Linked DNA regions of Homo sapiens: region 1 is linked to region 2. The links are chromatin loops, found by intact Hi-C in ENCODE. Cell type or tissue: IMR-90. All regions are shown on one strand.

Region 1 (5,000 bases), 220 kb before region 2:
TAGAATTTTGCAGGAACAAAAGAAGAGTCTTAAGGGAATCATACAACATCAAATCCAGGTTTCTGGTATCGATGGCTCCCTTCCATGAAATCCTCTCCACTCTCTGTAGGTTTATTTGTTCATTCATTCAGTGAAAATTAAATGGGTACCTCCTATGTTTCAGTCACACAGAACTGAAAAAATTCAAGTAAAGTGCTTTCCCTCATTGAACTTACCTTCTAGTGTAATGAAATGTCAGTAAGCAAATAAGCAGAAAGACAACATATGTAACATATATATACACATATATGTATATAATAGGTGTGTAATATGATATGGCATCATGCAGTGATAAATGTAATTTCATTCTTGCATATGTTATCAGGACTTATTGCTTGAAGTGTGTTACTTGTTTTCTTTGCATGTACCATATTTGTTTTGTTTTTTTTTCTGTGCATCCTTCCCACATCCTGGAAGCTTTTTGAAGACATGAGCCACACCTATTTTCAGAGTTTGCTCTTTTCACAATGGTTTGCACATTGCAAGTTTTCCAATATATACTAGTATTTGCTGAAATGAATCCCATATCTAAAATTCACTGCTTAAAGCTCCACATGAACATATCTTTGTAGTGTTTTTTCTGCCCACATAGCTTATGTAGGTAGAATAAATGTATGTATGTGGGTATGCCTACTTTACATATGATAATACATCATTTCTTTGGGCATCTGTCTGTAATTTTGGACATTCCTCTGCCTCAAGTTAAACTTTGCAATTCATTAGCTCTGTGACCTGTGAAAGACACTCTACCTCTCTGAATTTTATTTTAATAAATGGAACAATCATAGTTCATGTTCCATCAAGTGCTGTCAAATAATATATTAGATGAAGAAAACCACAAGTATAATTTTGGTTCTTATTGTTCTCGGAAGTGAGATTTTCAGAACTTGAGTTGCTAATGCGAGGCTTACGGGTCATATTTGGCTTCTAGATTTGTTTTCCTTGTAATGTTCTTTCCCCTGCTCCCAATATGACTTGCTTTCTGTAGGCAGGCATTCTCCACGTCTACATAGTCCAAGCTGCATCTGTTTCTCACACCTGGCCTCTCTTCATGCATGCAGGGGGCTGCTTGACCTACAGGAGGTATCTGCATTTCTAGCCTTTGGTTAGTCACATGAAGCCACTGTCTTGGAACCCATATCCACATGGTGGCAGACTCAAGGAAATGAGCCTTGTCCACCACACTGTCCACACCCATGTAAGCCTGTCTAAAGTGACATCAGCTTATTATCATTGCTGAGATAGGGACCTAAAACAGATGAGATTCTTGGGCTGTTCATTCTCTTCTACAGTGGCAGAACCTGGAATGAATGGATGGATAGATGAATGAATGTGAGAATGAATGAATGAATACATGAACTGAAGGAACAAGATAGGATAACACAGGCCTAAATATCTCTTAGTCCCAGAAGAAAAAACTTGAAGCAGCAAAAACCAAGTTCTTTTCCAGATTGGGAGCATAGGCCCATAAAAAATATCTAATACTCTTTGATGATATTATGAAAAAATAGAAAACCATGATTAGGCTTTGTTTTGTTTTGTGTTTTTTTTGGCCAAGATTCAGGAAATTGTCAGTCATAAACATTACCTAAAGTCTCTGAGAAAGCTGGGAAGGAGTTTCTCTCTACTTGAGCCACCCTTGTAATATACGTCTAAGAATTCCAAAGTATTCTAAGGAAAACGATGATATGGATTAAGTCTGAATGAATCAAACTGAAATGGCATATTCACTAAAGATTATAATGAACTTGAACTCCCTAAGAATGCTGGATGCTAAGTAGTACTTTCTGAGGCAGAGACGTTGTTCCTCTTTTTTGTTTGATTCAACGGAACCTGGCAATGATTCTTCATAAAACTGGTCTGATTCATCCTAGTTATTCATTTGCTCTGTGCTTTTGTGTGTACATGATTCATCTTCAGGCACATTTCATGCCTGAGAGCTTACTAGAACTATGGTTAAACTGGCACTATTTCACTCAAATTCTCTCCAGATGTAAAAACTTACACATCTGGAAGAACTATAAGCAAATATGTAAGAACTGGGACCCACACACAAAGTGACAAGTGACCCAGGTTTTGTCTCCCCAGAGTGATCCCAAGAAACTGGTCCCTGCCTCTACAAAGGATGTAGAGAATACTGGATAAAGCTTCTTGATGAAGAGGAATATAAATGCAGGGATAGAGGTGAACTCTTTAAAAGATACATATGCCAAATCTACCTTGGGGAATATTATAGACAGGCCCAGCTTTTTCTGTACAGACTTACAGCCTGAGCTGAAAGAGTTCATCATTGTTTCATGTTCCCAGAGCATTCCATGGTCTCTGCCATTCATACCTCCATCATCGCTCTCGAGATATCGTGTGATAGTGAGCAAGTAGCGATGCCCCTCTCTGATTCTGACTTCAATAAAGAATTGACTTCCCCACACCTGGGTGTAGTTTCTAGCATGTCATAGGCACTAAGTGGGTTTGTTGAATGAATCAGTAGGTTAATGAATAAATAAAGACATAGATAAATTAACACACTTAGGAAAAAATATCCGGAACGTAAATCAAGGTTTTCTAGGAAGACTTTCCCATAATGGAATGTCTATATCCTAGGTTGTGACCTTTGAAATTAATGGAAGAATTAGGGGAGAAAGGCTAAATACACTATCTCCCAGTTCTTTTCACATATTAGCACATTGTTCTAGTTTTACAGATGAGGAACCTGAGATCAAATTGGTCAAGTAACTTACTCAAAGTCTTTGGGTAGTAAATGGTAAAACTAGGATTTGAATGCGGACTTGCATGAATCCCAAGCTTGTGTTTTCCCTTCAATACTCCTTTTTTTCCATGACAATGTTTAAGCAGAGACTGAAACACAATCTAAGTAAGAGATGATGGAGAAGCAGTTCCTCCATAGGAAGGTCAGATTAGAGCAATAAGTTCTATGATTCTTTGAAGAAGAAAAATATTGCATATTAACCTGGGTTTCTGCAAACTTAATATATAACAAAAGACTACAATGGTACTTCTTAAAAAATGATGACTCATTTGCTAGAGAAAGCTTTCAAGTACAAATGGAAAGGATAATATTTAACATTTTCTGCTCAATGTCTATAAAATGCAGTTATTGATCTTTACTGCTAACGTTTTACTTCATGTTTCTAAGGCCAAAAGGTGTCCTTTGTGACCAACAGTAGAAAATAGCCTCCACCCTCCATTAAGGTCATTATTGCCCTTTCCATATGGAAAGCTGGCATCTGTGTTAAAATGCAATTATCTTTCACTTGCAGCAGAGTGCTCAGAAACAGTTAATTTTTTCCTTTTAAAGTTCAGCTTTATTACTTCCTGGAAGAATTCCAGATTTTAACAGATAAACCATCCAGAAATAGGCCGGGACTAAATGACTGGAGAGAACTCTACTTGCATCCACATATCCAAGGGCCTCCAGGAGTGGTCTGTGATGTAATTTCAGCTCGTAACAAGCTAGGTGAATGCTGAGGTTTGAGGGTAACAGAAAGTACTTCTCTACTGGCCTGTGACCAGAAATAGAGTCCTGGACCTCAGTGAGCCAGTGCCATTGTGAAATTTGAGGGAAGGTTGCTAAAACACTTTTGATTGCTCCCATGATTACATAAAAGGGAATAAGGTCAGTTATTTCATCAGAGTAGGAAGCAGCGATTCGAAAGCCAAATGTCCAAATGGGGTCTATGGAATTATTCTGCTTCCCTTTGCCACAGTGGCCCGTGCTGAATTTCATACTAAGGACAATAATTTGAAGACCAAGAGCTTATAGAGAACATTATTTGTTAAAAGCACTATGTCTGCTTCTGAAATTAGACTCTCTGGAATCAGTGGAATCCTTGTCTTTGAAGACAGCCACCTCTTAGAAGAAAGATGCTGCATATGTACACTGTCAACTTACTCTATCATTATTACTTAATTATAAAATAACATATTTGAAGTGCGTATGTTAATACCATGTCATTTGCATATTATTTTACTGAATTTCATTATCTCAGGGGTTCTCTACATGGCAGCAAACATGGGTGCTAATTATCTGCTTGTCTTTGAATATCTGAGACTTGCCCCTGCCGCAGGGCCTTTGAACTTGCTGCCTTTGCTTATTCTTTTTTTGTTGTTTGTTTGTTTTTTGAGACAGAGTCTCTCTCTGTCACCCAGTCTGGAGTGCAGTGGCACGATCTCGGCTCACTGCAACCTCCGCCTCCTGGGTTCAAGTGATTCTCCTGCCTTAGCCTCCCCAGTAGCTGGGATTACAGGCCTGTGCCACCGCATCTGGCTAATTTTTGTATTTTTAGTAGAGATGGGGTTTCACCATGTTGGCCTAGCTAGTCTCCAACTCCTGACCTCAAGTGATCCACCCGCCTTGGCCTCCCAAAGTGTTGGGATTACAGGTGTGAGCCCCTGCGCCTGGCCCTCTGCTCATTCTTTGGTCTGTAGATCAAATGATCTCTCTTCAAAAATGCTCTTCTCCCTTATTGAGTATTAATATTCCTTTTCAACCTCACCACTCTTCTGTCTCCCTTTTGTTTCTCTGTTTATTTTCTTTATTGAAAAATTTACCAGCTGATTCCATTCTGCTTATTCATGTCTTTGCTTAATTCCTGTTTTTCTTTCTCTCTGGAAAGTAAGATTTGTGAAAGTAGAGATCCAGGCTGCCTTGTTTTTCACAGAATTCTTAGAATCTAGAGCAGCTCTTGGCTCATATCAGATACTCCATGAATATTTGTTAAATATACTTTTCAAATAAAAAAAAATCCCAAGGAGGAAAAGGGATGTCTACTCACCTGCACCACTCCTGTACAGGAATCCAAAAAGATGCATCCTTTGGGTTCTTTGGATATTTTCTCATCTTTGTAAAAGTTCATAATGTAGGAGTTATCTGGTAACTGAGTCAGCTGGAAGTAGCGCTTTTTGAATGACTAAATAAAGGAAAAGATATAAGGAGATATTCA
Region 2 (5,000 bases):
ACTCCATCTAAAAAAAAAAAAAAGCACAAGAAAAAGAATTAGAATCAGGCTTCTGAATTTACAAAAAAAGATTTACAATTTTGATTGGGTTTACATTGAATCTATAATTAATTTGGGGAAAACTGACAATGGTATTGAGTCTCTATTACTTGACTTTTTTTCTTTCCTCCATCATTTGTGGTTGTCAGCATAGAGATCCTGCATAATTTTTGTTAAGTTCACTTTGTGTTTTTGGTGTCATTGCAAATGTAACTTTAAAAAAGTTTCAATTCTCAGTTCTTCACTGTTACTATATAGAAATACAGTAGATGTCTGTATGTCTCAAACCTCTCTAGAGTCAATTATTAGTTTAAGCAACTATTTCTGTAGGCGATCTCTCTTTTTCTCTCCTTACCTTCCTCCCTCTTTCTTTCCTTCCTTTCTTGCCTCATTTTTGGTGCGATAACTTTCAATATGATGTTTAATAGGAGTGGTGAATATGAACTTCCATACTTCATTCCTAATCTTAGAGGAAACATGGCAGTCTTTTACCATTACAAATGATGTTATCTGTAAATGTTTTGCAGATATATTTATCAGATTAAGGCCGTTCACTTCTATACGTACTTAGCTGAGACTTTTGAACATGAATGGATGTTGAATTTTATTAATGTGTATTGACAATACATATTATATTAAATGCTTTTAGAATATTGAGGACACTTGTATTTATTTTCATGAAGCATAGTAGTCTGTGGTTTTCTTTTCTTGTAATTTCTTAATCTGGTTTTGGAATTGAGGTAATCCTGGATTAACAAAATTAGTTAGGAAATGTTCCCTCTTCCTCTGTAATCTGGAAGATTCCATGTAAAAGAAGTATTATTTCTTACTTAAGTGAGTGTGCTGGATCTAGTTATGTTAATTTTGTATTTGACTTGCTTAGGTTTTCCCAAGATTCTTAAAACTGGGACTACTGTCTTTCATTAATTTTGGAACATTATTGGTCATTATACATTAAAATGCTTTTTCTACTCAATTCTCTATCTCTTTGACTTTTGGAACTCCAATAATGCATACATTAGACTGTGCACCATTGTTCCATAGCTCTTTGATCCTGTTATTTTCTTGACTTTTTGTATGTGTGTTTCTTGTCTTCAAGTTCACTGATTCTTTCCTGTGCTGTATCCAGTCTACTGATAAGCCCAACTAAGCAATTTTTATCTCTAATGTCTTATCTTTCATTTTAGCATTTTCATTTGTCATTTTCTTACAGTTTCTCTTGTAAGTTCCCCCATTTGTTCATACATGTACACCATCTTTTTTTTTCACTAAACTCCTTAGCATTTTTTACTGTAGTTTTTAAAATTATTAGTATGATATATACAAAATCTCGCTCTCTGGTTGTCTTTATATCTTTATTGTTTGACAATGGCTGTGTGTGTATGTGTCATATTTTTGGAGAATGCCAAACATTCTGTGTAAAAGAACCCTACAGACAGAAGTAAATAATAGTTACTCCTGGAAATGAGCATGTTTGTCAGTTTTGTCTATTGTTTAGCTGTGCCTGGGTTTTCTTGTCACTATAGCTACTTTGAGTATGCACATATTTCAAATTCCTCTTGTAATGGACTGCAGCTACCTTGTGCTTAGTATGAACACTGGAGTATCGGAGTATGTTTCCATGTCCTTTTAGCAGATCATACACAGCTGTACTATAGAGAGGGTCCCTCTCTGTACTCCTGCCTTCTCCCACCAGTACACTGTTCTTGTTTATTACTTGGTACAAGACTCATGTTAGGACAGAGCGATTGTCTTATTTCTCCTGCTGAATTAGACTCCGTGTTATTTGAGCCACAGGAAATAGATATTTTTGCATTTCTGACTTTTCCTACCATGGGAACAAAACTTTATTTATAACAGTAGAGTCTTGGTATGAGCATATTTTCTCCTTTTCTCCATTGGCTTCTCCCTTTTTCTGCCTTGCTCTGTCTGAGGAAGGATAGTTCCTCAGTTCCTGTGTCCTATCTGTCTCTCCCCAGAAGGGCTTGGACATTTCAGCATTCAGTTCATCCAGTTGCCTTGAGATGTCAGCTCTCAGATAGGCTTCCAGAAAGGTTTAGGATCTGTGGATTATGCAGCTTTTTCTTGCTGCTAGTGTGGGAGGGACCATTTCTTGGAATTTTCTGTATTCTGTGAACCCAGGCAGGATTTTAACCAAAAATTGGTACATATTTGGTGATGGAAGAGGAGGAAGGGGATGAATCAGCTAAAATACTCCTCTGCTAAGTAAATGACTAAGGATGATGCTTACAATTGATGACTCACCAGACTGCAATGAAGGTAAATAATATAATAATGTTAGAAGATTTGTAAGTGGTTGCCTCTGAGAAGGAAAGTGGTGGTCGTAAACTACTGAGGAGTAAACCAGTATGGAAGAGAAGCAAGTAACTTCTTTTACGTTTCAAGCTTTTGGCGTTACTTTTTGCATGCCTTATAGGTGTTATTTTGACCAGAATTACTTTTTTAAAATTTATTAAATTTTTTTTTACAGTTGAGGAAACATCTTTTTTCTTTTTAAACTGGGAGGAATTTTGTTGCTTTAGAGAAAAAGAAAAAAATCATAGTCAAATGTAGAACATCCAAGTGATACAAAAACATTCAAAAAGAAAGGAAAAAAACACAAAAAAGAAAAAAAACCCCACAAATATCCATTACTTAGAATCAATTATGGTCAACATCTTGTAATAATCTTTCTAGAAATTCTCCACACAATTACAATTGGATGAATAAATAGATTGAGAAGTTATATATATTATGTTATAGTTTTCCGTTAAAAAATGGTATGTATTTTCTTAATCCAGTCTATCATTGTTGGACATTTGGGTTGGTTTACTATGCAGCCATAAAAAAGGATAAGTTCATGTCCTTTGTAGGGACATGGATGAAGCTGGAAACCATCATTCTGAGCAAACTATCACAAGGACAGAAAACCAAACACTGCATGTTCTCACTCATAGGTGGGAATTGAACAATGAGATCACCTGGACACAGGGCAGGGAACATCACACACCGGGGCCTGACGTGGGGTGGGGGTAGTGGGGAGGGATAGCATTAGGAGAAATACCTAATGTAAATGATGAGTTAATGGGTGCAGCACACCAACATGGCACATGTATACATATGTAACAAACCTGCACGTTGTGCACATGTACCCTAGAATTTAAAGTATAATACAAAAAGGTATGTATTAAAAACCAATGAATATACTAATTTACTTATTAACCCATAGTTTATTATTATTTTATTTATTTTATTTTTTTTTGAGACAGAGTTTTGCTTTGGTTGCCCAAGCTGGAGTGCAATGGCACGATCTCGGCTCACTGCAACCTCCGCCTCCCGGGTTCAAGCGATTCTCCTGCTCAGCTTCCCGAGTAGCTAGGAGTACAGGCATGCACCACCATGCCCAGTTAATTTTGTAGTTTTAATAGAGACTGGGTTTCTCCATGTTGGTCAGGCTGGTCTCGAACTCCTGACCTTAGGTGATCTGCCCACCTCGGCCTCCCAAAGTGCTGGGATTACAGATGTGAGCCACCGCGCCCTGCCCATAGTTTATTATTATACAGAAATTAAAAATGCAACCCAGAGGGGTTCGAATTTTTCCCTTAAACACCACAACTAATTTATGACAGAGTCAGGACTAGTATTCAGATTTTTTGACAGTAACGTCTGTGTTTTTTCCAACTCAGTAGGTTGTTTATTATTTGGGTTTTTGACACTACTGGCTTTTTGCAAGCTATTATAATGAATTCTCACTAGTTTTGCAAGATATATTTTCTTGAGTCATATCTGGCTTTGCCACCTAATTAACCTTTAACTATATTTGATAATTTTAAGTAAGAGAAAAATGTTCTTACTGCAGACAAGGATCCAAAAAAGAAGGATTTTAAAGGTCAGACTATTGTTGTGAATCCAGAATCTGTGCATAAATAGATTTTTTAAGTAATGGAGCGAACAGTGATCCCAAACAAGCTAGATTCAAATTCATATTTATTCAAACATTTTTACAGTGACTTTGATAAGTAAAAGTGTCTATACATTTACCAATTAGTGGCTATCAACTGGGGGAAAGCATTTCAAAGAAACTTTAAAATCTTAAATATTTTTTAAAAGTCTGTAGAAGGGCTTCTTTAAGCATTCTGACCATGAATAGTTCTAATCATCTAAGTTATAATTAATATATGTATTTCCCAAGAGAATAAAATTGAAAAAGGCTTTCCTCTTTTTAATTTTTCTTCTTAAATTTTCATAGCAATATACTGACAGATAGTAATAGAACTTCCACTTCACCTTCAATTTGAAAGGCTTAACTATATTAGATATCGATATGGACAAAAGTGTTGATTATTCATTTATTGTTCATTATTATCTCAAAGTGTTCTTCTTGTATGCTGTCATTCATTTAAAAATTGAGGAAAGAACAATTGCAATGCTGTGTTAAGATATTTTGAGGAAGAAATGCCCTCAGATATTTTTATTGTACATCTTGATGGTTTTGGTCTATTGAAACCATCTTCCATTATTTCAAACAAAATTATAACATCATCTATAATTGGAAGTGTTCTTACTCTCACTCCACATTTTACATCTTGATTAGGAGTTTAAAGAACAGGGCCTGATTATGATGGTAACATCCAGCCATCTGCAAGTCAAAGGAAAATCCATTCTAAATTGTAAGTAGTGTGGGAAAGCCCAAAGAAGATCTAGGTTTTTTCCATGCTGGATCTCAATGCTCTTTTTGCACTCCAAATAATTTCTTATAAATTTTTATGACCTCTGGATTCTTTTCATTTGCAGATGCCTTATTGGGTGATTCAGCACAAGTATGATGATACTTTCTTTTGGAAGTTTTGGAGATTTAATCATTTCAGATGTAGACGGTCAGTTCTAGGTAGGGTGACCAACTGGTCCCAGTTGGCTCAAGAGTGTCTTGATTTTAAACCTGGAAGTCTTGCATCATGGAA

Evidence for each region. A loop is a pair of places that touch in the nucleus more often than their neighbours do. Peaks named below come from ENCODE experiments on the same cell type or tissue, not always from the same donor. Only the 100,000 strongest peaks of a DNase experiment are listed, where the experiment ranks them.
Region 1: a loop joins it to region 2, with 4 times the contacts of the local background. A loop is called at or near these places in 2 of 110 quality-filtered maps.

What each region holds. Positions count from the first base shown.
Region 1 is chr2:224,880,839-224,885,838 of GRCh38, forward strand. It overlaps DOCK10 (dedicator of cytokinesis 10), which reads right to left. Exons shown (of 56, transcript NM_014689.3): 7 at 4,833-4,967. Among named protein-coding and RNA genes, the nearest start is that of MIR4439, 130 kb to the right of the region's middle. In IMR-90, no CTCF peak of the experiment used is centred here; a DNase peak (open chromatin) is centred at 1,923; H3K27ac peaks cover 1,200 bases.
Region 2 is chr2:225,098,897-225,103,896 of GRCh38, forward strand. No RefSeq gene overlaps it. Among named protein-coding and RNA genes, the nearest start is that of DOCK10, 59 kb to the left of the region's middle. RefSeq lists enhancers at 1,563-2,762, 4,527-5,000. In IMR-90, no CTCF peak of the experiment used is centred here; DNase peaks (open chromatin) are centred at 2,245 and 4,905; H3K27ac peaks cover 1,358 bases.